7 separate regions of the Mus musculus genome follow, and regions 1, 2, 3, 4, 6 and 7 are each linked to region 5. The links are chromatin loops, found by intact Hi-C in ENCODE. Cell type or tissue: left cerebral cortex. All regions are shown on one strand.

Evidence for each region. Peaks named below come from ENCODE experiments on the same cell type or tissue, not always from the same donor. Only the 100,000 strongest peaks of a DNase experiment are listed, where the experiment ranks them.
Region 1: it touches region 5 in a loop (5-fold over the local background); 12 of 42 quality-filtered maps call a loop at or near these places.
Region 2: a loop joins it to region 5, with 2.4 times the contacts of the local background. A loop is called at or near these places in 13 of 42 quality-filtered maps.
Region 3: it touches region 5 in a loop (3-fold over the local background); 9 of 42 quality-filtered maps call a loop at or near these places.
Region 4: it touches region 5 in a loop (2.1-fold over the local background); 2 of 42 quality-filtered maps call a loop at or near these places.
Region 6: it touches region 5 in a loop (2.9-fold over the local background); 4 of 42 quality-filtered maps call a loop at or near these places.
Region 7: it touches region 5 in a loop (4-fold over the local background); 11 of 42 quality-filtered maps call a loop at or near these places.

Annotation. Positions count from the first base shown.
Region 1 is chr4:97,905,708-97,909,707 of GRCm38, forward strand. The region is part of intron 2 of Nfia (nuclear factor I/A); the gene reads left to right. Among named protein-coding and RNA genes, the nearest start is that of Gm40208, 30 kb to the right of the region's middle. In left cerebral cortex, no CTCF peak of the experiment used is centred here; DNase peaks (open chromatin) are centred at 2,358 and 3,286; H3K27ac peaks cover 2,842 bases.
Region 2 is chr4:98,002,586-98,006,585 of GRCm38, forward strand. The region is part of intron 4 of Nfia (nuclear factor I/A); the gene reads left to right. Among named protein-coding and RNA genes, the nearest start is that of Gm34218, 19 kb to the right of the region's middle. In left cerebral cortex, CTCF peaks have their summits at 691 and 1,982; DNase peaks (open chromatin) are centred at 1,370 and 1,918; H3K27ac peaks cover 1,284 bases.
Region 3 is chr4:98,320,451-98,324,450 of GRCm38, forward strand. It overlaps 0610025J13Rik (a long non-coding RNA gene), which reads left to right and starts at 906. Exons shown (of 3, transcript XR_376450.3): 1 at 906-1,057; 2 at 1,859-2,797. In left cerebral cortex, CTCF peaks have their summits at 2,024 (motif pointing left) and 2,225; DNase peaks (open chromatin) are centred at 696, 1,049 and 1,954; H3K4me3 peaks cover 1,212 bases; H3K27ac peaks cover 918 bases.
Region 4 is chr4:97,580,277-97,584,276 of GRCm38, forward strand. All of the region lies in intron 1 of E130114P18Rik (RIKEN cDNA E130114P18 gene), which reads right to left. It also overlaps a transcript of Nfia not described here. Among named protein-coding and RNA genes, the nearest start is that of E130114P18Rik, 2.3 kb to the right of the region's middle. In left cerebral cortex, no CTCF peak of the experiment used is centred here; DNase peaks (open chromatin) are centred at 1,721, 2,509 and 3,070; H3K4me3 peaks cover 2,070 bases; H3K27ac peaks cover 3,529 bases.
Region 5 is chr4:97,772,896-97,776,895 of GRCm38, forward strand. Gm38709 (a long non-coding RNA gene) reads right to left here. Exons shown (of 5, transcript XR_003955232.1): 2 at 3,231-3,328; 3 at 1-2,918. It also overlaps a transcript of Nfia not described here. Among named protein-coding and RNA genes, the nearest start is that of Gm38709, 2.5 kb to the right of the region's middle. In left cerebral cortex, CTCF peaks have their summits at 2,385 and 3,280; DNase peaks (open chromatin) are centred at 477, 1,739, 2,295 and 3,180; H3K4me3 peaks cover 2,165 bases; H3K27ac peaks cover 2,692 bases.
Region 6 is chr4:98,242,060-98,246,059 of GRCm38, forward strand. It overlaps the pseudogene Gm12691. Among named protein-coding and RNA genes, the nearest start is that of 0610025J13Rik, 77 kb to the right of the region's middle. In left cerebral cortex, a CTCF peak has its summit at 1,645 (motif pointing left); DNase peaks (open chromatin) are centred at 1,635, 2,067, 2,697 and 3,071; H3K4me3 peaks cover 681 bases; H3K27ac peaks cover 1,340 bases.
Region 7 is chr4:98,107,200-98,111,199 of GRCm38, forward strand. The region is part of intron 10 of Nfia (nuclear factor I/A); the gene reads left to right. Among named protein-coding and RNA genes, the nearest start is that of Gm34784, 17 kb to the right of the region's middle. In left cerebral cortex, a CTCF peak has its summit at 2,014 (motif pointing left); DNase peaks (open chromatin) are centred at 1,601 and 2,021; H3K27ac peaks cover 663 bases.

The DNA of each region.
Region 1 (4,000 bases), 130 kb after region 5:
AAAACAAAAAAAACCAAACCAAACCAAAAACCTTCTAAACGTTTGTATCTTAAGGATAATTTCTCATAGACACCTAGAATTTATTTATCCCCAAATTAAGCTTCACCAAACAATGTGTTAAAAAATGGCAGCCTGAAAGGGTTAATTTTTTATTACTTGAAATTTGATATAAAATTGTGGGCAACCGATGACATGGCTCAGAGTACTTGATTATTCTTTTCTCAATAAATAAGAGTGGCATACAGTTAATTTCAGCACTGTAATTGAGCAATGCATTCTGGGAAGTTGAAAAGCTCTGTAAGATGAGGAAATGTTTTAGGGACTAATCATGAGAAGAAAGGAGCCTTTCATAGCCCGTATGATGGTGTTGTCAGAGCGAAAGGCAGATAATGATTCGGTAATAATGGCACATTGTGAATATTTAAGCTGAAAAGATTTGGGCAAAATGAACAGACATTGTTGGTTTGTTAAAACTGAACATTTGGTCTTTAGGCTTTAAAAGCCTTCTGAACACAGTACAACATTTTTATTCAAAATATTCCCTAAAACCAGATACTTTTTTGAAAGTTATAGCCAACACTACCACTAGAAGTTTTAAAATGATCATTTGTTTAGTTCTTTTTTACTTTTTTCTGCAGAAATGAAGCTGCAGGCTCTCTTTTTTGTTACAAAAAAAGGTAAAAAGTTTGGTGTGTTCTTCTTTATATCTCTTTTGAAAAATTTAGCTAAGGGAAACAACACCTTCAAAGAACATTCTCACAGGAATGATGTGAAACATTGAAGCAATTCCAGTTCTGAAAAAGTAACGAGATCTACGTGTTGTTTGTAAGTTTCTCCTGTGCGATTAGTGAGGGTCTTGCAGCTGGGGGGCTGTGCGTCTTCTCTTCTCTTCTTCTTGGGTGTTTACAACCTGTTTGTTTTCATTCTAGAAACGTCTGTGAAATGCAACTTCATTTCCCACTTGGGGTGAGAGTTACCAGGAGTGTGTTCTGGTAGCTTCCTTTAGTGTAGGAGAAGAGCTTTGAGCCCAAGCCCAGTCCAACCTGCTCAAGTGTGTTCTTTTGAACAAAGCCGGTAAAAAGCTGCATCTTATTTTAGAAAATGTAGTATGGACAAAGCCTCACTATGTTGATAATGTTTTTTAAGACTTCAAAATGTGGTTCAGTTAGACAGGAAAACTTCAGGAATCAGGCTTAGAACACAATTCACTCTCCATTGTGCCCAGCGAGCCTTTGCTTATTACCCATATGTTACAATGACAGAGGGAATTTTAATTCTGGCACTTTTTAATAAAGTACTTTTCACGTATACTTTCATATACAAAGAAATGAAACAGATTTCTGGGGCTACACAAATGTTTTTCTTGAGTAAAAGCTGATTACTTATTTAAAATGGGCTCACAATTTAAACCCAAATAACTTTTTTTTTTTAATGTTTCTGTTCTGAAGAGTTTTTTTCTGAAGAGAAAAAAAATGTCGCCGTGTGTTTACGCTAACATTTGCTTTTACCCATATGCTTTAAATCTGTGTATTTGCTTAAGCAAATACTGTTTATTTTTAGGACAGTTTAATTTTTCTTTGTAACTGGAATTTTTAGCAGTAATATTTTTTTTAATTGAGTTAAATAAAATTGCCCTACTTAAAGGACATTTTCTTCAGGAGTTTTGAACTGTCAAATCCTTTATTACCATTAGCTGAGATGAGGTTGGAGGCAGGAAATACTCAGAGTCCAAAGGAAGAAAGGAAAGCCAAATGAGTGTGTACCAAGCAAATCTGTTAGAACCCGAGTGTGTTCGTGTGTACCAGGCAAATCTGCTAAAACCCGAGTCTGTTCGTGTACTATTTTTTCCAAAGGTGTTTTTGTGAAAGGTGCTATTCCTTGTGCTTCTGGAAGGAGGCACAGACTTGGATGTTGATCTTTTATCTGTACAAATACATGTGTACTTTTTCAAGTTTGACAAGGAGATTGGTCATATAAATGAGGTTACATGTAGAGCTGCCCATTCTTATTTTGAGGATATGAGGTGACCATTTCAGATGGTATTGAGAGATTTCCCAGGTTTCTGACTTTCAGAGTCTGTAGGACACTGCTGTTATTCGATCTAACTTTCCTTCCAAGATTATGTGATTCTCACTTGACATTTAAGGACTAATTTTATTTAGAAAGACACTGGTTACCCCATCCCTCCTCCACATTTCCACTCCTCAAATTCACCTTTCTTACCCGGTCAACTCTGCTGCCTATGCCAAGGGCCTCTAAGCTTTTCAGGGAGACCAACTCAAACTTCCTGCACAAAAATTGCTCCAGGAAAATTCACCTTATATTTTATCCTAAGCAGTTGCCATCCATTTGAGAAAGCCTCTTGTTTGAAAACTAGGATCCTACTTCCAAGTTTCCAGATGGTTCTTGCCTGATACGAGGAGAAAAGCTTGAGGTGAAGTCTGTATGGGGGAGGAAGGAACTTTGGGTGCTGAGAAAAATCACATTTTCCTTACTGAGATATAAAACAGTAAGGGCAATTAGACATTGTGTCTAAATTAGGGAAATCAGAGGTTTCAATGAAATTTTCTAAAAAGATATTAAGTGAGTTGGCTTGAACTTAACTCTTCAATGTTTTTCTTAAATATTTTTATTAAAATTAGCTCAATTAGAATTTACTTAAATCTGACCTCTAAGTTAATGTTAACCAAAATATTTTTCTCACACTTTTGCCTTTTTTTATGCTCAATGGCAGAGAGGGAGGGAGGGAGGGAGGGAGGGAGGGAGGGAGGGGGGGAGGGAGAAGAGAAGGAAGAAGAAGAGGAGGAGGAGGAGAAAGAGAGAGGGGAAGGAGGGGTGTTCTGAAATAAATTTAAAAGACATGCTTATGGGTCTTAGACATTTCAATACACATTATGTGTCAAAGGATCTGAGACCCTGGTTTAACGTAGCAGTAGCTGCAGTTATTTGTGCACAGAGCCCTTTCTGGCTTGTAACCCTTATTACCCTCCCAAACCACACTTTAAGAAATTGTACCCTTTGGTCTTTTATCTGCATTTGGGTGACGAAACACTGTTTTGGCCTCTGTGGTGAAATCCTTTCCCTACTGATTGCTGCCCATCTCATTCTGACCCCTAGTCTGCTCAGTCTCCATTTGGGTACCAGGAGCACCCAGAGGGGACCTGACCTCACAGCCAGGGTCCTCACTGTGGCTTGGCCCACTGTGACTTACTCTCAGGACTTCACACTGTGTCCTTGGAGACAGCAGTGACTGGAACGATTCCAAGTTGGTGAAAGGGTGTTCTAATAATGCTCCAAGGTGGCACCACTTGCTGATCAAGAGGACAGGGTGAGGGTGTTGAAAATGTGCCCTGCATAGGTCATTTCACATTGCGCTGAAGCCCCTTCTTATAAGGTCTCCATTCCTGTCCCCTGCTGTTCTTAGCACCAGGGAAGTTTAGTGGCCCCCTACCCCTGCTCCTCTATTAAGTTGTTGTTACTACTTAGAAACAGACTATTATTGTTGAGATTCATGGCAAAAGACTTTACTGAACACCTCTGGTTTGAGTTTGCACTGTTTCTCAAAACTTCCCGACGTTGGGTATTCCATTATATCTGTCATGCCAGCACATGGGAGACTGAAAGCTGAAAGATGTTGAGTTTGAGGCAGACCTCAGCTGTGGAGAGTTAGAGTCCTTTCTGGGCTGTGGAGAGAACTGTTGTCTCTGAAATTTAAAAACAAAAAACAAAAATAAACAAACAAACAAAAACCCCAAACAACCCAAAGCAATTAAAGTCCATGAAGAGGAATTGATTGGAAGATTTTAACCTAAAATAAATATTTGCTATAATAGCATTTTATAATTTTTTATCTACATAGTATCTTTCGGGGAGATTTGTATGGGTGAAGCATGGGCAACTGTAGCAATGTTTTTTAAACATTTTTTCTTGTCTTCAAAAGAAGGTTTGCTTGTTCTCATTTGAGGCTGATGTCATTCTATCTGAGGAAACACAATGGTTC
Region 2 (4,000 bases), 230 kb after region 5:
TTGTAGACCTTTAATCTAAGTTTGTCAAGGTTTATTTTTATAGCTTGCCTTGCCTATTGCAACAGGGATTCCCAAGCTCTGTCCTTCGACCAGAAAGCCTTTCTCAAAGGCATAGGCTCTAGTTAGGTTTCTGTTCCCGTGATGAAACACTGACCAAAAACAACTTGAGAAGAAAGGGCTTATTAGCTTACAGGTCACATTGTATCATCAAAAAAAGCCAAAGCAGGAACTGAAGCAGAGGGCACAGAGGAGTGCTGCTTACTGCCTTGCTCAGCCTGCTTTCTTAGACCATCCAGGAATACTTACCCAGGAGTGATTGATACCTCTCATGGTGAGCATGGCCCACCCACATCAATCATTAATCAATAAAATGCCCTACTGATATGCCCACGGGCCAATCTGATGGAGGCAACCCTTCAGCCCCATAACTTCCAGCTTCATAGTTTGTGTTAGGATGACAAAAATACCCAGCACAACACACCATCCGAACTGCATAAAGAAGTTGAGTCTATGACCTTACCACAATCACAACTAGTTGTGACCCCATACAGTGTGGAGACTCCATATTACTCAGAAACGATACCCTTGTCTTAAACTGTTTCTCTTTCCAGATACATAGTGCTAGCCTTCTACATGTGATAGTAAAAATATTTACTTCCCCCAGGAGTCCAGTGAGGTTCTCACTGTGATGGGGTAGGGGGAGCTGTTTCAGTATTTGCAAACGAAGAGTCAAGTTAAATAACTACTCTCATGTCTTTGCCTGGGAGAGTATCATCTCCACAGTGGTGGCAATGACAGAGCAGCTCAGTCTCACGAGTTCCTAGGTGAGAGTTAGACTAGACAGCCAGGCTGCTTGACAATAAATGCCTGGAGCAGATGCTAGGAACTGCTGGACTAGGGACTCTGGCCCAGGAGAGCTGCAGGAAGTCACAAACTCCCTCACCCTTGCCTCCCGCCAGCACCCTTTAATTTCTGCCTTTATCATCTAATGTTTGTGAACTGTAGCAACGGAGACGCTGGCGCTGAGAGTATGGATTTGTTCTGTGGCCCATCTCCACACGTGGCAGGACCATCTGAAAGCACTTCTAGTTATTTATTACCTTGTTCCACGAGAGGGAGAAAACACAGACCACTGCACCCTGGGCCAGAGAAAAAGAAGAATTCAGTACAGGGGAGAGGCTCCCAGGAGCGCCTGGGGTTCCGAATCCCTGAGGTTGTTTTAGCATAATCCCATGAAGGAGGAGACAGGAGCCATCTGTTGAGAGGTGCTTCACTACACAAAGCCCTCTACTACAGGCATTTCCAGATAGGCCCCTCCCCTGAGCTGCCAAGGAGAGCCCATTCTGCTGGCTGCTGAACGTCCCTGCTTCAAGGGCTCTCTGTCAAACCCACTCTTGTTTATTTTGTGCCAACGTTTCCTCAAAGTACGTGCTCTGAGGCTGCCAAATGTCCCTCCTGGTGTGAACTCAAAAAGTTCTGTCCCAAACTCCACTCCTGCTCATTTCCTTCTAAAGTGCTGAGTGTTTTCCTTGAAGTTGCTGGAGAGATTCTGAAACCTTAAAGGCTTCCGTGGGAAAGAGTAAAAAGACCACAGATACACACACAGGCCATTGTGCCTCTGCTCCGGCCTGTTCCGATTGCCAGCGTGGTTTGTTACACCCAAACTGGCTGCAAGGGTTAAGTAAACTTCGTGGCTCGGGATGACTTCACAGCCCTGGAATTCTGCAAAGCCAGGATTCTCAGTACACTGTGGCTGGCCTTAGAGTCTTTGGGTGTGAAAACCACTCTCAGCTGCTCAGCCTGTGCTGAGTTCCTGCTACATGGCTGCAGAATCTATTAAAGTCCAGCAGATGAATTGCCCTGGCTCTGCCACAAAGCCTGGCTACCCGATGGACTTCGGGGTTCCCAAGTTGTTTGTCAATGGAGAGTGGCAGTGAATGGAACGGGCCTGTGCCTCAGCCTGGCATGAGGTGGCACCCTAGCGGCTGTTTTCTGCCTTGGGAACGTGCACTGCTGAGATTCTCACACAGGAATCATCATGGGAGTTCCGAATGCAGTTTGTTCTGAACTTCTTTTTCAAGTCCTTGGTATGGCTTCCAGCGCCCATACGCAGGCACTTAGGATTTCTGACCAGCAGTTTTGTAAGAACCAATGAATCTAGTCTAACCTGACGTGTAGAAAGAAGTTCTGGGGCAAAATTAACTCAGCTAAGAGAGGCACAGTAAGAAAATGAGACATTGGTAGGGCTAAGCTCAAACTTGAAAATACAAATTGTCCTTATCTGGAAAGACTAATGAAGAAGCAGGCCTCAGATGAGAAGTCCCGGGGAGGGGGCATCTTTTGAGGGTTACCACTTAAATAGTGGCGGTTCTTTCTACCTTTATTGGAGGAGGATGACTTAAAAACTTCCTAGTCTGAGCAGGCAGCCTGCTGGCTCTCTCCTCTGTTAACACACACAGTAACAATGATCATGGTACAGAAATTAATTTTTTATACAATTTATACTCTTAAGCAAGAAACCATTTAGACTTCAGCATTAAAGGAAGAAACAAAAAGACGATAATAAAACGTCCACTGCAGCCCAGCCCGGACCGTCACTGTGACCTTGCCTTTGTTTGGCATTACACAATTCAATGGCAGGCCACTCAAACTATGCTCTCGATCAATATCCTATTAAAGCAGCACAAAAAGTCTCCATAAACTTAGTGGTTAGCTATGTTTATAAATGGAACTCGGCATAATTAGATGGTCAATAGCAGGCTCTACTAGTAATTTTAAAATGAACATCACACATCTTATGCATAGAAGCCAGAATCAACCCCTCTGGAAGGAAGGTCTGGTGTGTAGTAGACAATAGGTTGGATGGCCTTTTTAAAAAAAATCTTCTCTATGTCCAAAATGCAGCTTCTAAAGAAAATCTGTTAAGTAAGCCATATAATAGAAAATTCTAATCGGTCCCTTAAGGTTTTTTTCGAGTCTAAGTCACTTCATTCTAAATGTATTACACCATGGGATATGTTTCATTTTCTAGTTTTAATCAAGCCCCCACACAGAGAGGAAATAATAAATGTTGCCACACTCATAGAAAAGGGAAAAAAAATCAGTCTATCTGGCTTAACTAACAGATTTCCTCCCAGTTCAATTCAATACAATTTTAAAATAAATGTTGAAGTTGAATTATTTCCAAAGAATGCTTTGTCATACAATTTTTATTTCCTTGATTCATTTGGGGTGAGTGTTTGAACAGTAAAGCAGGAAGCAAATGGAGTGGACCAGCTGCACTAGGGTTTCTACCATTCACATTTGGGTGGCTAACCTTGATGTCTATCCCTTCCCTTCCTCACCAACCAAAAGACGATGAGCTACTAAGAGGACACCCCCACCCACAGGCTACTTTATCCATAGCTGGTCCCATCCGACCATGAGATATATGTGTGCCCTGTGTTGAATATATGTCCTGAGCAGTGTGTGTGAGCTACTGTGTAGGTCACACTTAGGTCAGAGGGAGTGTGCTTTTGACACTGGGTAGCACTGTGCATGTGTGCCCTGTGCTCTTTGGTATATACATACTCCTGCCAGTCCTGGTTAGAGCTGCTCATGGCTGGGTTTGGGCCATTTATCTCTATCCTCAACTGAAGGGTCTGCTAAATTTCCCAGACTCATGAGCACTCTTATGATAGACACTGGATCTTGGAAAAAGAAACACACACTATACTTTGATATGCATACTAACTTGTTGTCATGGTCCCTGTTTCTCTAGGTCCATCTACTGCTAATCTTTTCTAAGTAACTTCTACCTACATAGTGTGTGGTTAACACAGACTATCAAACACACACATGCCTGTAGGATGCCAGGAAATAGTTCAGGATTTATAATAGGGGTGAACATTTGAAATTTAATAGCTGTGGGACTCTGGTCAATATTTGCAGTGCCTCTTGCCTGTGTTTTCTTCGTAGGTTATAATTATTTAATACAAAATATTTAAAGTAAGTCCTGGCT
Region 3 (4,000 bases), 550 kb after region 5:
CTGAGCAAAGAATATATTCTCTCAGGGGATAAAGGGGAGGAAGGGAGAGAAGGGGGAAGAGAAAGGAAAGGAGAGTGGAGATTGGGGGAAGGAGAGAGAGGAAAAGAGAGGGAGGTAGGGAGTGGAGAGGAGGGGTGGAGAAAGGGAGAGGGAGGAAGGGAGAGGGAGAGAGAGATCAGCACAGCACAGCACAGCACAGCAGGTATGTCAAGCAACTTTGTCCCATTTAACTTAAGGCAGGATTACTGACTACAGAGGTACCCAAGCACAGGCACAGCCATGAAAGACTGGAGAGGGTGTGTTTGAAAGACGTCTTTAAAGAGACCAAACGTTTGCTAATCAGAGAAGAGGAGGAGGAGGAATTCTAAGAGCGGGCAACAGCCCTGGGAAAAGCAGAGAGGTAGCTGGGTACTGAGGGTCAAGCCCCCAGGGAAGAGCAGAAGGTCCTGAATCCAGGCTGGGAACGAAAATGTGACTTCCGGTTCTCTTCTGGAACCTGTTAAACTCTTACCAGTGTGCAGAGGATACTCAACACCTGCCCTAGAAAGTTCTAGTTTTGAGACTCAAATACAGATAAACAAGGGATCCCTAACTGCAACCATGGTCTCATGAGCTCTGTGTTTATCTCCTGGGGTTGGGAGCACCTCTCTCTCCAGATCCATTGCAAGTGGGCACTTGACCACTCCTAGAACTCAGATCTTCTAGAGGGCCCAAAAGATGTGGCAATGGGTTCTTGTGGGCTGGTGAGTGCCGACAAGAGAAGGACTGTAGAATTTAATCTCAGTCGGCAAAGCAGTACCATTGCTCTGGTGTGACAGTGACCTCCACCAGAAAACAAAGAACGAAAGCGTGTGTGTGTGTGTGTGTGTGTGTGTGTGTGTGTGTGTGTGTGTGTGTGTGTACGTGTGCGTGTCCTTTAATTTTTAATAGCTATTCAGACAGTCCTTGGAGAGGGAATTGGCAGGTTCAGCGGGAGGCTACTCCCCCACCTGTCTCCAGGCACTGCAGACACAGCTGCTGCGGAAGGAGACAGTCAAAGCTTCCAAGGAAAGAAATGGTGCGGAGAGCTGGGGGTGGGAGGAGGGCGCCTTTCACACAAGCCCACTGGGGACTGGGCCTGTCTAGCAACTGCAAAAACAAGCCAAGAGGACACAGTCGGGCTCTATACAACTTCATGTTAAGTAAAATCCATTCAAGAGCCAGCTCAAGAGCCGCTTCAAAATCATTGGGGTTTTTTTTGTTTTGGTTTGGTTTTTGTTTTTTAATGGGAGAGCAAGGTAACCAGAGCTTTGGTGAGGCCATGGTCAGGTTTTGCTGCTTGAATCAAGAGGAGCCCTGAGGATTTACGCGCTGTCCTAAGACTTGAAACCGAGTACACAAGACACAAAACTTCCCCGTACAGTGCCTAGCAATGTCTTTATCTGTACTCCCCTAGGCTGAAAGGACACACAAGGTTGGGTTAAAGTTCAACTCCCAAAGAAAAGGAGGAAGGGGGGTTGGGGGGAGGACAGAACGAGAGAAACAGCGGAGTCTAAGAGACGGGGAGGAGGAAAGACTGGGGTGGGGACGACAGAGAGAATAGCAGCCCGGGCCAGATTTCAACTGTCCTGATGCAAATGTTAGCAATTCTACGGTGGCCGGGGGCTCGCTGCTCCCCCAAAGTAAAGCAGCAATTAGAAAAGGGGAAGAGGCCGTTTTAGAAGATGAAAACTAAAGCAAGGAGGTATTTTTGGTATCGTTTTAATCACAAAATAGCATGAATGTGGTCTGTGCCTGCGTGCTACACAAACGTCGATTTCAATACAACTGAACGCTAGTTTGAAAATTTCCATTTTTGTAATTTGCTTCCCTTTGTTAGGCCAAGATTTGAGAGAAACCTGGCAGCGTCCCCAAGCCTGGCACGGGATCGCCTCAGACGCACTCGGCTGCTCCGGAGGCGGAGCGCGAAGCATCGGACCCGGCGGGCGGAGCCAAGCCAGCGGGGCGCAGCGCAACGCCTTCCGCCAGGGCGTCTGCCGCCACCTACCGGCGACCAGGCAAGCGTCAGTGCGACCCCAAAGCAAGCTGCTGTGAGCTGGCTGGACCTGGTCCCAGCCACTAGCAACAGCATTTCCAACAAAGGCCACCCGTCTTAGCCTACCCAGCTCAGAAACTCCTGTCTAAGTGCTCTGCCCTAGGAGTTGATCTAACTGCTTTATGTAAACCCAACCTGAGGACGAAGGCAGTCTGTGATCCCAGTATACGCTCAGCGAAGAGTGTGTGCTCCCACAACAGTAGCGTGAATGAACATATGAATGAATGAACCAACCTATTTAAAAAAAACAACAACAACAACAACTTTCAGATATATTTATGTTTGTCAGACATTTTGTTGGTGGCTAGTAAAGTCTACAATAACTGTGTGTATCCCCTCTCCAATGTGTGCAGCAGTAATGTACAACTGCCAAATTCATCCCATAGCCTCCCTTTACAGTTGCGTAAAGACGGGTTCCTGAACGTTAAGTGCTTTTTCCTATGTCAGTTTGCTGGTCATAGACCTAGTTCAGACCTACATTTTATTGACGTGTTTGGTATTTATTTTGTAAGGAAAGAGAATCATTTCATCTTTCTGTAAGCTAGCCTGCCCTGACACATATTCTTAGCCGACTGGCTAAAGGAGGTAGCTGGCTCCACCAACTACCTATGGTTGATCCCTGAGCTTCTGTCCCAGATTTCTTCTCTCAGCCAAAGCAGCTGCTCATACACTTTCGTTCCAAAAATCAAGTGTTGCTCCAAGCTAATGCCAACTGGTCTAAAGGTAAGAGTCTATTTCTTAGAGCCTAAAGGAGTCTTGGAGATTGTGTGTTAGTGAACTGCAGGCAGGTGCATTTTCTTTGAATCAACACACGTTGATATCCAGTATTGATCCTATAGCACCTCTACTACTCCAAGATGTGCAATAATGCAGCTATTGAGTTTCCCAATGACAGCTAGACGTGAAGATAGTATCAGTCAGTTGAAGTAGAACTTTTGCTGTAGAAATTAACACCCAGAGTCTATAATATAAAGGGTCCTTCCAGCATAAGGTTCTGACTTCGTTTTGTCAGGTGACTATGATTCTGGGAAGGCTGGGATCCAAAGCTGCAGATTCAGACCACAACCCACTGACCAAGTGGAAATCACATCACTGTGAGGATAGAAACACATCCTAACTGTTGATCGTGATGGCAATGGTAGCCATGCGTGATTGTTAAGTACATTCTACATTCCAGGCTCTGGGCTAACTACATGATGTATAGAATCTCATCTGTCTTCACAGAAGGACTATGAGGCTTTCCATTTTTATCCTGTTTTCATTTTATCCTGAATGAAATAGTTGAAGCTCAGAGAGTTTGAGAGGCTCAGCTCTGGTTCAGTCCCCAGTGGTGAGGAGCCTACCTACTCGAACTCCTGATTGACTCCGGCTCCTAACCTTAACGTGATAGGATAAGTTGCTCACCCTGCACTGCCTCCATTCACTTCCCCATCTCCAGTGCAAAGCTCCAGAGTGGGTCCCATGCTTCTATTGACAGCTAGTGAAGGCATGATATGAATTACCTGTTTCTTTTTCATAAGCATATTCCTAGATCCAGCCATGGTCACACCTCCACTGTTTCACGGAGGGACTCAGTGGGACTGGTTCTCAACTGGAGGTCAGTCTGACATCCCAGAGACAAATTGCAATGTGTGGGGCTGGGTTTAGTGGCTACAAATGTAGGCAGAAGGTGTTACAAGCCCCTAGTAAGTAGAGGAAAGAGTAACTGCCAACCACATTAGATAAACAATGCAGCTCACCACGAAAAAAATAATAATAATTGTTTAGCCCCAAATGCAGTATCTGAGTGTTGACAAACTCTATTTAGAAATCTAAAACTGCACAGCCAAACATTAGCTGGAACTCGGGAATCCTGTGGAAGAGGAGAGAGGAAGGATTGTAGGAGCAAGAAGGATTAAGGACACCACAATAAAACAGCCCACAGAA
Region 4 (4,000 bases), 190 kb before region 5:
AATACAAAGAAAGAAAAAAAAACCAAGGTAACCTCTTTGCAACTTAAAGACCTGAACCAAAACTACCAAAGCATAATTAGGTTGAAACTATGCCTAGGAAAAATTCATTAGCTAGATGAAATGTTAAAACCACAACTCGTCAATGATCGCAGTTGCTCCCTTCGAGAAATAGTAATCAATTCTCCCACGCCCTGAGGTACCCACATAGAGGCCTCTGGGTACAGAACTGTAGACAGTCACCAGTGGGAACTTGGGGACCCAAAGGTTGCTCAGCTACAAAACAAAACTCACTAAGAGTTTTCAGTGTCACTCTCACACAGGTGTTCTCTGCAGTCCCAGCCCAGCCCAGCTCTCAGGAATGGCAGCTACCAAACACAAGTGACCAAAGAGAATATTCTGGTCACTTCCTGTTCCCTGTTAGTCTTCAGTAAGTGGCTTGAATTCAGTAGCTGTCTAGACTTCTTCCCATTTAAAAAAAAAAACAAAACAAAACATTTTTCTAGTATTTCTTATAGATAGATCCATATTATTACATTTTTTTCAGGCCAAAAAAATTTTTGGCATAACTTAAAGTAAATTCCTATAAATAAGATGACTGGGTTACAGTATGGAAATCAGAGTTAAATTTTCCTGATTGAATAGACTCTTATATCAAACTTAACTGCAACTGTGTAAAATGAATTGATAAAAGACTGCTTACTTTATTAATAAAGATTGAAGATGTCCAGAATTCATTTCTACGGCATCGAATAAAAAAATGTAGTTATATAGGCTAGTGTTGGCTAGAACGCACACCGCGCCAGCAATGTACTACTTTACTCCCATGAAAACACAACGAAACACAGTGCCAACTGAACCAGAAAGCAAGGGACTCTGAGGCTGGCGTCCTGTATTTAGGTTCTTTCATAACCAAATTAACTAATGAATTAATTAAAAATTTTAAAAATACACAACAACAATAACAACCAAAACCACAAACAAGGTATAAAAAGAGAAATAATTTTCCCCTGGAATCTTTTTTTTTTTTTCTCCTTGGAAAACCTGTTCGGTTATTCCCAGATTTAGTTTTAGACTCTTTGCTTTGCTTCCAAGGGAGATGTGTAGCACAGCAAAACCTAAGCAACAAACACTTTCTAAAATGCGCAGTTCACAATCTTGAGGAGGGTGGCTGTGAAAGACAGATACTGAATCAGACTTAGAGTCTGAGTTGGGGGGAGGGAAAAAAAAGCCCCAAACGTTGCATGATAGTCTCTAAGCAGTTCCATCTGTCAGGCAGAAATTTTAGGCTAATAGCCTGTGGCGATCTCCCTCCGCAGTCCACTACCTGCCTTTGTCCTATTAAATCTCTTTATTCTCCTTAAAAAAAAAAAAAGCAAGGGGGGGGGGGGTTGTTGGAAGGAAAGGAAAAACCTTGCAGACCAAAATCATCTGAGTGATGAAGCCCTAATTTTAACCACCTCCCTTTGATGTGTAGCAGTGGGCTCTTGTTTTAAAGAGAGAGAAGGGAAGACAGTTCTAGCAGCAGACTCCTCATCTCCACTTCACCTTGCCACTGGGTCTGGGAGAGATTGGTTCATTGTCAAGGAGATTTTTTTTTTACCCATGATTCCATATGGTATGGACCGGACTACATGTTGCCCCACATGCCACTGCAAATGTTTTCTCAATTAGGTGTCTTATCTCCCGTGAGTTAGCATCAGATGAAGCTTGCTGACAGCGTAATGGCAGGGAAAGCTTCCGACGGCTCCATCAAATGGCAGCTTTGCTACGACATCTCGGCCAGAACTTGGTGGATGGTGAGTTGGCAGCCGGGACTGCCTTTTTTTTTTCCTCCCCCCCCCCTTTTCTACTTTCCCTCCCTCTTTGACAAAATGTCCCAGACCTCACATTCATCAAACTCACATTTGATTTTTTACACTCTTCAGTGAGGCTGCCTCGCACTGCTTGCTCTTACCACCCTCCCTCTCTCTGCCACTGTGCAACTGGAGTTCCCAGTAATGCTTGCCCTTGTTTTCCATGGGACGGTATTTGGTGTGGGTTTTTTTTTTTTAATATTAAAAACATTTTTAAGACTGTCAAAGTTTTAAGGTGGAATTCTGTATTTTAGCTATGGATGTCTGCAGATTAAAAGAAAAAGAGCTGTTTGCCCTGCCCCTTGGGTTTCGCGTCTTCTGTCTAGCTTCACACCCTCCTCACTTTTGATTTTTGAGAACTATGGGGTCCATGGTTCTCCTTGGCTGTGAGATTTTACTAGGGATGCATATCAAACCTTGGACTGGTGCATGCAAGCCCTGCCTGTGAGAACCCTTTCATGTCCCAGTAATTGGAATGCTTTAAGTCACCTGTGAGAGTACTCTAAGGCTCCATTCGTCATTTTCCTCAGGGGACCAGAGCTCTGACATCTAACTTTTCCATATCTGTTTATATCGGAGCAGACCTTCCATCTCTAAGAACCACCAACTTCGAGTGGAACGGACCCACACACCCTTTCTTTCCATTTCTCTGGGCACAAGAAAGTTTCAGGAACTCCTAACTTGTAGCTGCAGAACGAGTTAACTCACATGTCATGGTCAACCAGGCCAGACAACCTTTGACTTCTGGGATCTCTAAGGGTTGGGGTGAAGTGGGAGGATGGACAATAGCTCATTGTCACAGGAGACGCTTGTCCTGTGAGGAAGAGAGTCCCAGAATCATTGCTGTCCTCGTTAGGGTGGTGTCCGTTAAGGATTAATTCGTTAGCACCGCATTCCTAGTTTTCCGTAATTATTATTCTTACAGCAAGCGTGAATTCATCCAGGGAGTGAGAAAAAAAAAAAGTTTGCTTCCAGGACAATGAATGTATTATCCGTTCCTAACTGGACCGTGAACTTCAGCTCGTTTCACATAGATATCAGTTTAAGAAAAGGAGAGTGTGTGTGATGTTGTAGGGGGAGTCTGAGGACTGGGATTTCAAAACAGGGCATGGTTCACTGTACGATCTACAGAAAAAAGCACTCTCCCTTCCTGGACAAATGGTGCTATCCTTTTGGCAAGGCGTAGGAATTCGGAAGACTGAGACTTTTAAAAGTGAGCTACTGCAGGATTCTATTCGGCTGCTGCCTGGGACTCAGTATGTCCATTCCAAGGACTTGAGTAAAAGTAGTTGTGGGTATGTGTGTACTTGTCTATTTTCTCTCGTAATTTCTTACCTAGACGTCTGAAACTTTACCAGTGGCTACAGAACAGTATCACAGAGCGCTTTTGGCTAATGAGATTCGCAGTCCTCTATCTCTTACGACCCTGAGCGTATTCAAGGCATTTATTTTCCCATTAGACTTTCTGCCAGCAAGAACAAGGTTTGCTTGTATGAGATGGTCATATTGCTTCGATTCACACAGCTTGTTAAGCACTACAAATGAATTTACTGATTAGATTGGCAATTATTTTCTACGCTAAGTTGTAAGCTTGAAAAAAAGGGGGGGGGGACCTGCTCTCGGGAAAAACATTCTTTTCCCTTACTGTACTTAGGCGGTCCTAGATTTTATAGACTGTTAATGGTAAATCCTGTCATCTTTTTTATTTCTTGCAAATATCACCAAAGGCTTCTCTAGAGCAAGCGCGTTCTTTCTCTCTCTCTCTTTCCTAGTTTGGAAAACTGTAATTTCTTTTCTGTAAAGTTTACTTGGAAGTTGCTCTTCATCTAAAATTATTTTGCAGATGTTTTACCACAGGGAATATAGTGTATAAAAGTGGTGGGAACACTTAGCAATGCATTTGACTCAAGATAAACAATACAGAAAGCTCACACGCTGCTGTTTAGGCTGCATACTGAAAAGAAGTTTCTCGGGACTTCAGTGCCTCTTGATTTTTGCTTTGAATAAGGGGTGAGAAATCTACAAGCTCTTTAGAGAAGATGTAGGAAATACCACAGGAAATAAATCAAAATTTTAGTTCCCTTAAGGGCAATTGCACACCATAGAATTTTAGACCTACCAGTTACAAATAATTCTGATGTAAATTT
Region 5 (4,000 bases):
TTTTTACATTGCAATGGTACGTGGTACATCTTAAACTTTCTATTTTACATTTATACGATATGTGTTATATAAACAACGGTAGAATGTTTATGCTTAATGGTTAAGACTTTAAAATTTTTCTAGCTCGAATATGCACTTTAGTGATTGCTGGGTAAATGTCTATTGCGATGGTTTTCTTTTAAAGATGCAGCTTTGTGGATCGTGTTTTTGTTATGTGCAGCAGAGAGATCGGGTTTCTCTTTCTTTCTTTCTTTCTTTTTTTTTTCCAGGATTTGAAAAAATTGCTGAGCTTAACAGATTTTTTTTCCTGCTAGCGCTTGCTCCGTTCCAGAAAAGGGGGGGAGGGGGAGGGGGATCCTGTACGTGCTCTGCTCTGTTAAAGACGTCTGGCCTCTGCAGTCAACCTAACCCGAAAAGAAATGTCTGGACCCGAGAATAATTGACGATTCGATCCTCTAATCAATGGGACAACCTGCGAGATTGACAGAAGTTCTATCCAATCATGAGAAAGCTTGGGCATACAGTGGTTCGTAATAGCCATAGGGGGCGGGGCAAATGAGATCTGAAGTTCTCTGCAGTTCTGAAGGGGATGGTGTATAGTTCAAGCTGTCAAAGATACCAGCGCTTCCGGATTTAGCAATTACAATAGGAAAGAGGGGTGTTTTTTTGGTTGTTGTTGTTAGTTTAAAGGAGAAAAGAGGCTGTTGGGGGGTTGCATGGCTCCTATGTGACTTTTAACTTTGCTCCTTTGGAAAATTCTGCTAGAGTAATATTTAACCTTGCATTAGTTATTCTCAGAACTCAGGGAAGTTGGGAACTCGTAGGAGAGGTTTAGCTTCTTTGAGAAAGATGCCTCAAGTTGGTACTGCACTAAGTGCTTCAGAACTTCTCGCTGATTCTTTTAGAGTCTTTGATGTATCCATGAAAGAGAACGCACTATAGGTAGATGGACAACTGTTCTATAGATTTGAAAAGGAGAAGGGAGGGGCTGGATGTTCCTGAATTCTACTGTTTCAGATTATGGTCAGTAGCATGGAGCATATCACATTTCTTTGTGTTACCACAACAACCCTACTGGCGGGTACATAAGTGGGAGAGAACTGACTCCTGTTAGCTGGAGTCTAGCCTCTTGTTCAATCCTGGCCATCTGCATGGTGGAAACTAACTGCCTTAGTTTGTCTTGGAGATATAACTTGCAGCCTCTGGTTCAAATCTATCAACCCCCACCCCCAATTCTGTAGGTAATACATGGAAAATAATATGGATTCTTTACTTTTTAATGTGGATTTAGTTCTCATCCAACTATTTCCTGAGGCTTTGGGCCTTCCAGACAAACCTTGTTCGGAAACTTGATGTGAAAAACTCACTTGTGTGCTCAATGCATCAACATGATTCAATTTGGGATTATATGCAAGTAAGAGAAATCTGCACACAAGTGACCAGTAAGTAAAAAAGTGAAGAAAAATGCTGGAAAATACTAGTTAAGAGTTAGTCTTGGTGATAACTATAGAGCAAATGGTATTTATTGTCACTTAGGAATCCTGGTCCCATTTTCACTACTTTGGGCATTAAAATCTAAATCACATTAATACAATTTCCCAACTAAATAGAAAGGAGAGGTATTTCAGATATATGTAGAAGTGAAACTTTATTGACGTAATTTATACATCTAAGAGGATTTCACTAAAGCTGGCAAGGTAACGTTTCTGCAAATAAAACAGTAAATGCAAGGCTGGGCTCTGTGCCAGGGAGAATATGGATAGCAGAGAGCATGGCAGGAACCTCCTTTTTGCAAAGACAATCCGGTTTCAAGGCAGCCTCCTACCACTTGCAAAATAAACGACTGGAGTAATGTTTCCAATAAGGATTTACCCTTCCTAACAATGGGTCATTTATATGATTGCAATAAACTAGTTTTCATACATCACCTGTGTTTCCTACACTCTTCTCCCTTCTTTTGCTCCCCCTTCCCTTCCCCCTCTTTCTCAGATCTTCCTTTCTCTCCCTCTCTTAGTATCTCTGTGAACTCTAGACAAGGATTTACTTTTGCAACCTAGAAGACAGGAGAAAGTTAGAAATGTTTTTTATCCCGGGTCTGTCCTCTGAGGAACATCTGTTTCTTTGTGTGTTTAAATTTATGCCTGTTGGAGAGAAAGTTACCAGAAGCCATTCTGTAACTGTAACTCTTCTACGGTATTTTTCTCAGTCTAGTTTGCAAAGGCTGTAGTTGGAACTGGGCTTTGTAGTGTTCCCCCGCCTTCCACCCTCCTCCGGAGCGGGGGAGGGAGCGGGAGCTGGCACAGATAGGAGAGAAAGCAGGAGCGGATGTGGAGGGCTTTGGTGCTGAACTTGGATCCAGCCCTTGCCTAGAGGGCGCAAACAATCGTCCCATATCCAAAAGTCTTACGAAGGGCGCCAAAAGTTACTTAAGATAATATTGCTAACCGCAGAATGCTGGAAATCGCGGGCACATCCACTGCTGCAACAAAAGAAGTTTCTAAAGTGGAAATATCAGCATTCAATTACTTTTTCCCATTTAAAAAAAGAAGACATGGCAACAGGCAGTTATTTAAAAAAATCCCCTTGAGAATCAAAAGTAAAATTCTTTGCTGTTTTGAAAAGAGGCAGATGTGAAGTGTATCTATACACCAAAAAAAAAAAAAATCCACTTTGGAAGAGAGCTTCCCCAGAGCGCGCGCGCGCGCGCGCGCACACACACACACACACACACACACACACACACACACACACACGGGACAATAACTTGTCACTGTGCCTCAGTTACATGTTGGTTCCCTCAGCCAGAAACTTCTGTCGAGGAAACTTGGAGAGTCTTGAAGTTATAGATCCCAGCAAAGGGTTTCGTGGCCAGGAATGTTTCTCTAACTCCTCTTAGCTTGGAGGGCATTTCTTCCTTCCTGAAAGCCACAAGGAACCAAGGAAAAGCAGTTGCTTAGTTTGGGAAAATGGACGTTCTAACTAAAGGTTGAAGCTATTACTTTCCTTCAATCCTTAATATGTAATCGGAATAATATGGATTCCAAGAATATTCAAGAGCAGGGGGTGGGAATCAGGGGGAGAAGAATGGATTCTTGAGCATTAGCCCTAAACGGACTAGAGAACAAACAAACTTTAGACTGCCGGCTGTCTCAGCAGAACATTATATTTGGCCTTTTCTAGTAGCAGGCTTACCCACCTAGAAAAAAAAATCTGAATGAAAGTGATCATACCCCCTCACTTTCTTCTGTCGGGTGGGCATGCCTGCAGACTCTAGTCCTGTCATCTCCACCAGGGAGCGGATTCCCAGTCTGTGTGCCAGCGTCGGAATCTGGGGAGTTTTAAAGAAGGGTAGGTAAATACAGAAGGCTGCAAAACTTCAGGAGGGAGAGGAGGAGGAGAAAATGAGAGTTTGGAGGAGACAGGTATACTTTTTCCCCCTCTAGAAGAAAAGAGAGTCTAGAGAGAAAGTGTTGAGTTTTTTTTTTTTTAAGGAAGAAAGAAAGAAAGAAAGAAAGAAAGAGAGAAAGAAAGAGAGAAAGAAAGAAAGAAAAGAAAGAGGGAAGGAAGGAGGGAAGGACAGAAGAAAAAGAAAGCTGGAAGAGCAGGCTTGTTGGCAATGTGCCAAACCCTAAAACCACCCCCCCCCCTTCTGCCAAAACAATACTTTAGCAAACCTAAAATAATTGCAGGAAGCTCTTTTCCATCTTGAGAACTATTACCTGGGGAAGGGAAAAGTTGGGATCCACAAAGACGCACCCTTGAAGAGTGTGTCTGGGGAACAGGGACTCAGATGTTAGTCCTGGGCTCCCATTTGGGGATACAAACATATCTCTTTCCTAAGGGGGCAACCCTTTCACAGTTTTCCTTCTCAGTATACAGAAAAATGTCCCAGCTAAACCACTGTTGTTTCTGACGTGACAGAACTTTTTTGGGCGTTTGTGTTTAAACCCACCAGCTCCTGGGTTCTGGGAGAGAAGAGCGTTCGCTCATGACTCTCCTC
Region 6 (4,000 bases), 470 kb after region 5:
ACAATGAAATGTATAATTGCATAACCCTAAGCAAAAGTCCACAGTCTCCAAACAGCCATGCTAACCATGAGGTGTCTAGAATTTGGATTGGGCAAGGGTGTGTTTGAGCGGTGACCTTAGTTTTATTTGTGTGTCCACTAAAAGAGATTTTTATGTTGAAAAGAGATTGAGATTAGAGTCAGTGCCCTACCACCTAGACAGCTAAGGAGAGCGAAGAGAGTCAGTTTTGCCACCCATGCAGCCTTGGTCTTAGGCAGCCTTGAGGCCAAAGAATAAAAATTGTTGAGACCATTTTCATCTTTGCTAAACTCTCTTGAAATATATCAGAGAGATCCCAAATGCCCAGCCAAACCTCTTCAAGTTGTCTTTCACTCCACCTGAGTCCTATAGATCGCCCACATTGTGAATCCCTCCTACTGATTTCCCTCCTCCTCCTCCTCCTCTTCCTCCTCTCCCTCCTCCTCCTCTCCCTCCTCCTCCTCCTCATCTCCCTCCTCCTCTTTTTCCTCCTCCTCTTCTTCCTCCTCCTCTTCTTCCTCCTCCTCCTCTTCCTCCTCCTCCTCTCCCTCTTCCTCCTCATCTCCCTCCTCCTCCTCTTCTTCCTCCTCCTCTTCTTCCTCCTCTTCCTCCTCCTCCTCATCTCCCTCCTCCTCCTCTCCCTCCTCCTCTTCCTCCTCCTCTCCCTCCTCCTCTTCCTCCTCCTCTCCCTCCTCCTCTTCCTCCTCCTCTCCCTCCTCTTCCTCCTCCTCTCCCTCCTCCTCCTCCTCCTCTTCCTCCTCCTCCTCCTTCTCTTCCTCCTCCTCCTCCTCTTCCTCCTCTCCCTCCTCCTCCTCTGCTGTCTGTGGTCTCCCAAACCCTTCATACATAAGCACAACTTTTCATCCCAGCTGCTGCCACTCCCTCCTGACTTTATTCCTCCTGTGGCTGGTAGCTCTCTCTTGCCTCCTGAAGTAAATTTCTTTCACCTTTCTGGCCCCTGTTCCAATCACCACCACTGTATTTTTATATTTGTGGCAGAAATTTAATAGGTGGGATGCAGGGGAATGCTTTGCAGAGGCCAGAATGCCCCAGAGAAAGATTTGTTTCCTTGTGGTCTAAGCAGCAAGTATTTCTAGGCCTGCTGGCTAGGTTTCCTTCCGATAGCTCCCACATTGTAGGCCATCACTCACTCTAAAAAGCATAAAACCCGCATCATCAAAGTTTTGTGGAACTCCATCTTCTCTAACTTACTCAAGTCTTTCCAACTTGTCTGCAGCAAACTAACTATCCCTGCGTCCTGCAAGGTGGCCAGCTACAAGAACTCCATTTATTTTTTTAATGCCATCTTGCCCTTGGTAGTTCCCATAGGGCAAGGGACCTGGTCTGGAAAATGGAATGGATTCACATGTTATTATACTTTGAACATGCATAAATTTCCTAAAGCATTTTTAGTCCTGGAACCATGAGGCAAGTCATGAAACCTATAGCACACACAATTGCGTCCCACCCTGACTCCAGCCGCCATGCAAGGCGGTCACCAGAAAGCCCTCCTTGCAGAACGTTTGCTAAGAATATTGGGGAGAAAAGAGGCCATCATTTTCCCTTTACTTGGACCAGACTCAACTCAGAGCCCATTCTGGCATCCGAAGAGTTAATCTGCTGCCACCTAGTGGCTCTCAGCCAATATGCAGTACAGGTTGACTAGATTGGAGGGGGTGCTTGGATGCAGGGCGGGTCTCTTCCATCTCAGAGGATACTGATGATGGAAGCTTTTTTGAAAATCAATCTGTCTCTGTCTCTTTTTCTCTCTCAATTTCTCTCTCTTTCTCTAGTTTCTGTCTCTGTGTCTCTCTGTCTCCCTCCCCCCCCAAACCCCCCCCCCCCGCCATTCCACCCCTGTCCCTCCCCCCTCTCTGTCTTCCCACCCACCCTCCCCGCCCCCCTTCTCAGAAGCAAATAGAGCCTGTTTCCTGCCGACCTGAAGCGCAGTGATGCAGGCTGGGATCTCTTGCAAGTTTTCCGCTGTGGGGTGCCGCAACAGCTGTGACCCTTTCTTGATTTTGATGTAGACTTCAAGGGCGCCGTCCCCAGCAGGGGAACATTTTTACCTCAGGAGCCTATTCACTTTGGTAGCCTTGGCAGGGAACGTTCCAGAAGCTTTGATTACACAAATACCTCTGCTAGGTACAGGCTCGGTCTTGGCAACCTGGGGAGAGAGAATGTGCACGTAGGCTGATTAAACCAAACGACCTGTTTCCTTTGCTGGGACTGGGGGCTGGGGGTCTTCAGCTTGGAAATGATGTTTTTCCTTAGCTGCGTTGCCTGGAGACTTGGAGGGTTTAATTAGGGCTGGGGAGGTTTTTTTGGCTTCTACAGCTGCCTTCTCTCCCCCAGGGTTGCAGAATGAGAAAGTGTGTGTGTGTGTGTGTGTGTGTGTGTGTGTGTGTGTGTGTGTGTGTGTGTGTGTGGTGAGAGGGGAGGGAGAGAGAGAGACAGAAGGGGGGAGGGGGCAAAGTGTCCGGGAAGTGAAGAGAATCTGGTACTGAAACACATATGTTTCCTTTGGGTTCTGTTGGTTCCACTTAGTAACGTAACCTTCCAAACCACAGTGAGACTTGGTGGATTCTGTGTCACACCCTGGAATCGGGACAACTCACTGGAAGTTGTAACTTTCTTCCTTCCATCTAGGACTGTACTTTGGAAACTTGTCTAAACATTCCCAAGCAAGTACAGGAAGGACTGCCCGGGCCAGTGTCTCCCTGACTGTGAGTTCCAAGGAAGAAGCAGAGAAGCCTAGGTTAGGGGGAAGCAGCCAATTACATAAAACCATAGTTGTAATCCTTGATATCAGTATGCTGTATACTGGCTTGAGGCACTCTCAGCAGAGTTTTCTTGCTTGCTTTCCTGTACCATGTATATGGGTACAGTACTTATTTTTCAATAGTGCTCCAGTTATAAAAGGATGAAATACATAAGTATAACCTCTCACGGCCAAAGCCAGACCTTTTAGCAGTGGTCACGGAAAGATTTGGCTGGTCTATCTCCTGTGTGGAATGCCCACAAACAGACTACAAATGTGTTTGCTGCTTTCTCAGAGCAGCCTGGGCAGACCATGCCTTAGTGGGGAGCTGGTGTTGTCAGAGAGAGTGTTCGCCTCTCAGCCTAGCTGCTGTTTTGCTGTCAGTTTTAGCTGTGCCTTGTCTTACAGAAACATGGCTCCAATCTCTGCCTTCACGTGCACAGCATTTCCCTACGTGTCATGGGGCCCAACTCTCACATTTGTGTAAGTATCCCACTGATACTGGCTTAAGGTACACTCCGATGTGCTGGGTCTAAACAACTACTGTAAGGACTGGTCTCCGAATGACAACACATTCAGACGTCTTTAGATTAAATATTCCACTTAGCCTTAAGTGAGAAACAGCAGCCTTAATATTAGGTAAAGCACAGCTACGTGTGCCTGGTGCTATGGTAGAACTCAGAAGCGAACACAATTTTTTTTAAAGATTTATTTATTTATTCTATGCTAAGTGCACTGTTGCTGTCTTCAGACACACCAGAAGAAGGCATCAGATCTCATTACGGATGGTCGTGAGCCACCATGAGGTTACTGGGATTTGAACTCAGGATCTCCGGAAAAGCAATCAGTGCTCCTAACCGCTGAGCCATCTCTCCCGCCCCCAGAACACATTTATTTTAAGATTTATTTCTGTTGCATGTGTTAAGTCAGGGTTAAAAGAGGCTACATGAAAGTTAAGGAAAAACAGGCCTCTCCAGGGGCAGAATTTTCCTTTTAGTCAGAACAGCTGAAGGGCCACGGTCTCTCCACAGAAGTGGAGTCCATGCATACACTGCATGCAGTGCTTTGGGGGGTTTATTGGATAGAAAAGGGGGAAGATAGGGAATGGAAGATTCTCCTGCTGTCTTAAAATGGTAGATACTATACTCAAAGAAGTCTGCTGGTCATCCCCTTATTAGAAGCATCAGGAACTTGACTCATAGGTATCGTTATAGAAGTCAG
Region 7 (4,000 bases), 330 kb after region 5:
AAGATAACATCCTCTGATGCAGTACTGTAATATTGCCACTCTCGGCAGATAAGGGACAGGGATTCCTTTGTAGTCGCCTGGATACAGTAGGGCAGATTAAGGGCCTATAAAGTATGAAGGCAGAGGCCATATGAAACCCAAGCAGATGTCAGACGTGAGGATGATTTCCTGACTCTCCCTCCACAGATGAGTTTTGCTTCTCGTGTCAGTATCTTCCCAATGACTTGATTCAATCCAAGTATTTCCCAGATTTTCTCAGATCCCTCTCGCTCTCTGTTCTCCTGTCCCAAGAAGAAAGATGCCGAATCCTCCTTTAGTGAGTGCTCTCAGACTTGCTGCGTTTTCAAGTAACGAGATTAAAGGGAAATGCCACAGCAAAGGAGCCTTTCCTCCTATTGCCTTACCCGGCTGAGGCGATTGGCAGTTCTCAGAAGTTTAGGAAAATCCAGGAGCACCTCTGTGTGGGCGGTTGTCACACCTGTCACCACCAGTGTCTTCAACTACAAACTGACAGATAGAAAACTTGGCAAAATGGAGTAATTTCTTATTGCTTACAACTGTTTCTCTACTATATTTCTGCAGATCGTTTACTAAGAGACCTCATTCAAAAAAACAGAAAGAAAGAAAGAAAGAAAGAAAGAGAGAAAGAAAGAGAGAGAGAGAGAGAGAGAAGTTCGTGTGTGGTTCCCCCTAACTGACTTCCCATTCTGGAAGCCCTTGGTCAAGTAGCTGGGTTAATTGTCATGAAGATTAGTGAGATGTTGAAATAAGTACTAATGGTCAAATTACAGGAGTGAAAAGTGGGAGAATAGGTTTTGGTTTGGACCTGAAAGGGTTAATTAAGGTTTTTTCACGGGTTATTAAAGACCCCCAACCCCTGCCTTAGGAGTCATATTGACAGCCCACCACAGGGCAGCTCAGCTCCTCTATTGACATGTTGCTGGTAGGAGCACAATAGCCCCAGTATCTGCAAATCATTGCTAAAATCATCTCAAGGAAAAAAAAGTTCCCAAGCTTTAACATTAGACAAAAGCCCGGGAGTTGCAGTGTGCAGCTCAAAAACCCAGAGTCAGCAACTTCTATTGATTAAAAACTAACCTTTAAAGTAACTCTGAGAGCGTGTGGTTAGCATTTAAATTTAAACATGTCGTGAGTTGATTTGTGTTACTGAATACCAACTCAGAAGGAGTAACATTCACAGTGCGGTTTTTTTTTCTTTCTTTCTTTCTTTTTTTTTTTTTTTTCTAACTCCCTTAAGCAGCTAAAGTATTTCATGAAATGTCAAAAGGGCAGAAAGAAAAAGGGGAGGGGCCAATGCGGGGCCTCATCGTTTTCTTTCCCAGGCAAATATTCACCCCCCAAAAGAAAAGTGTGGAGAGCGAAACACAATAATTAGTCCTTTGTCTAACTTTCTCAAATGCCAAAGAAAGACAGATTAATTAAATATACAACAGTGTTGGTTTTTGGAGCGGGGGTCTAGCTTGCTGGGTAGGTCATAAATTAGGCAGAATAAATACTTCAGTGTGTTTGCAGTGGGCCTGCTACGTCAGAGCCACTGGAAGGTTGGTGGGAGGAGAGTGGCGGGTTTCTTGCTAATGATAGTCACGTCTGGGTCTGTCTGGTTGCTAAGAGCAACCAGACATGATGTAACACCAGGATGAACTTGAACTTGGGGGACTTGAAAAGAGAACAATAGCCCAGAGCAATCAATAAAGCCTATTTCAGTGAAGGGTTACAGAGCTGCTCTGGGGTAACCTTGTGGGCGAGGCACACACTGAATAGTAAGATGTGTGAAGAAACTTTTTTTTTCTTTGCTTTGCTTTGCTTTGCTTTGCTTTGCTTTGCTTTGCTTTGCTTTGCTTTGCTTTGCTTTGCTTTGCTTTGCTTTGCTTTGCTTTGCTTTGCTTTGCTTTGCTTTGCTTTGCTTTGCTTTTTAGCAGAAGTATGTACAGGGCACTGCTGATTTTTGTAATGTCCTGAATGCAGAAACTACGGGACGGAAAACTGCTCCCCCTGGTGACTCGCCAGGTCCCAGGCCTTTGCTTCAGGACTGCCACACTGAAGAAGTCCAGAATTTCACAACTGCCTTAGAAAGCATGCAAACAGATTGGGAACAGCACTTACCACTCAGTTTGAGACTGTTCTGTATAAGAGCAGATATGGAAAGTGGATCTGCGTCAGAGATCAGGAGAAACTTAACGCAGACACGGTTTGCGGTCTGCTTCCCTCCCCTTTCCTTCTTACTGATCTTTCTTTTGTCCACTTAGATTTAGGCCATGCATACTTGCCAGGGTGATTTCTTTTCCAGATATAAGCAGCTTTATTGGGTTCTCCGAAGCGCATGGTCAGAGAGTAAAAGTCTACAGGATGAGTAGTTTTGTGGTTTGAGCTAGGAGTTTTTGTTTTGTTTTGTTTTGTTATAAGCGCCTTTGGAAATCAAAGGTACCTTGTGTGACCAGGAAATTTTACACCATGCCTCCATGGAGCTATCACTTAGCTATTTATCCCTGGGATCAAAGGAGTCCCGACTTTCCCCTAATTGAATCTCCCCGACAAGAGTGAGCTTTAGCCCTCACCTCCGGAATCAGTTCCGACTGACTCAAACCCTGGTGATGTTTTCAATGCAGAACTCACAGCCTCGAAGCTGGTAGGTTTTCTGATGAAAATACTGAATTCTTCAGAATACTTAGAAGAAAGTTGGCAAAAAAAAAAAAAAAAAGTCATACAATTTTTAGCCTCACTTGAGTTTTGAGATTGGTCTATAGTTGCTCATTTTGTTAAGCGAACTCTCTGTGTTGACAAAGAATGTTTCTGAAAGGGACATAAGACTGGCTCCACAGCTGGCAGAAAGCTCCAAGGGCACATTGAGTAGACAGAAACATGAACGAGAACTACAGTGGTTTCATTTCCCCATGAACACAATGGTGCTTCATAAGGTGCCATCTTATTTTATTATGTATCTTTTCTAAGAAAAGAATTTTAAATATATGCCATTGAAAGGATTTGCACCTGGCCGGGCAGTGGTGGCGAATGCCTTTAATCCCAGCACTTGGGAGGCAGAGGCAGGTGGATTTCTGAGTTCAAGGCCAGCCTTGTCTATGAAGTGAGTTCCAGGACAGCCAGGTCTATACAGAGAAACCCTGTCTCGGAAAGAAAAAAAGAGAGAAAGAGAGAAAGAGAGAAAGAGAGAGAGAGAGAGAGAGAGAGAGAAAGAGAAAGAAAGAGGAGGGGAGGGGAGGAGAGGGGAGGGGAGGGGAGAGGAGGGGAGAGGAGGGGAGAAGAGGGGAGAGGAGGGGAGGGGAGGGGAGAGGAGGGGAGGGAAGAAAGGATTTGCACCCATCATGAGGAGCAAGGGGAGAGGCCAGTCTGACTTCCCACCCCCCACCCCCTCCCAGGTCACCAGTGAGTTTTCCACCAGACCTTTCTGTTTTAACTGCTATCATGGGCCACCTACAGAATGTTGTGTTTGTACATTTAGCACCTGTCCTTAGCACCTACACCTCACTGAGAAATATATTGAGAAAGTCATGGAAATAGCTATTTGCTGCAGCCCCAAGCTCACACTTCAGCCACTCCATCGAATTTGCTTGTCTTTCTTGAGCCCTCCCAGGCATTAAGCTAGGTACTAATAAGATAGCCAGGTTCCTTGCCCTCTTCTAATTGGCTCACTACAGGGTTACAAAACCTGCCATGTGACCAGAAAGACGGCACCTGGTAAGATATATGCAAAGCATTGGCAAAGCCCACAAAGGCAATGAATTTTAATGTCAGAGGAATAAGATAAATTTCAGTGGCTTGGGATTTACTGTCATCCCTCGACCACATGAACTCCCAAGGTAAATTCTGATCCCATGGTTAAAAGAGCAACTTTCAAAATAGTTTTACAATATTGAATGCTTTTTGTTTTTGTGCACTGGATCACTGTGGGCCTTGCTCATACTAGCCAAGAGCTACCCACGAGCCACTACACCCAGCACTACACCTGCATTTTAATTAGACT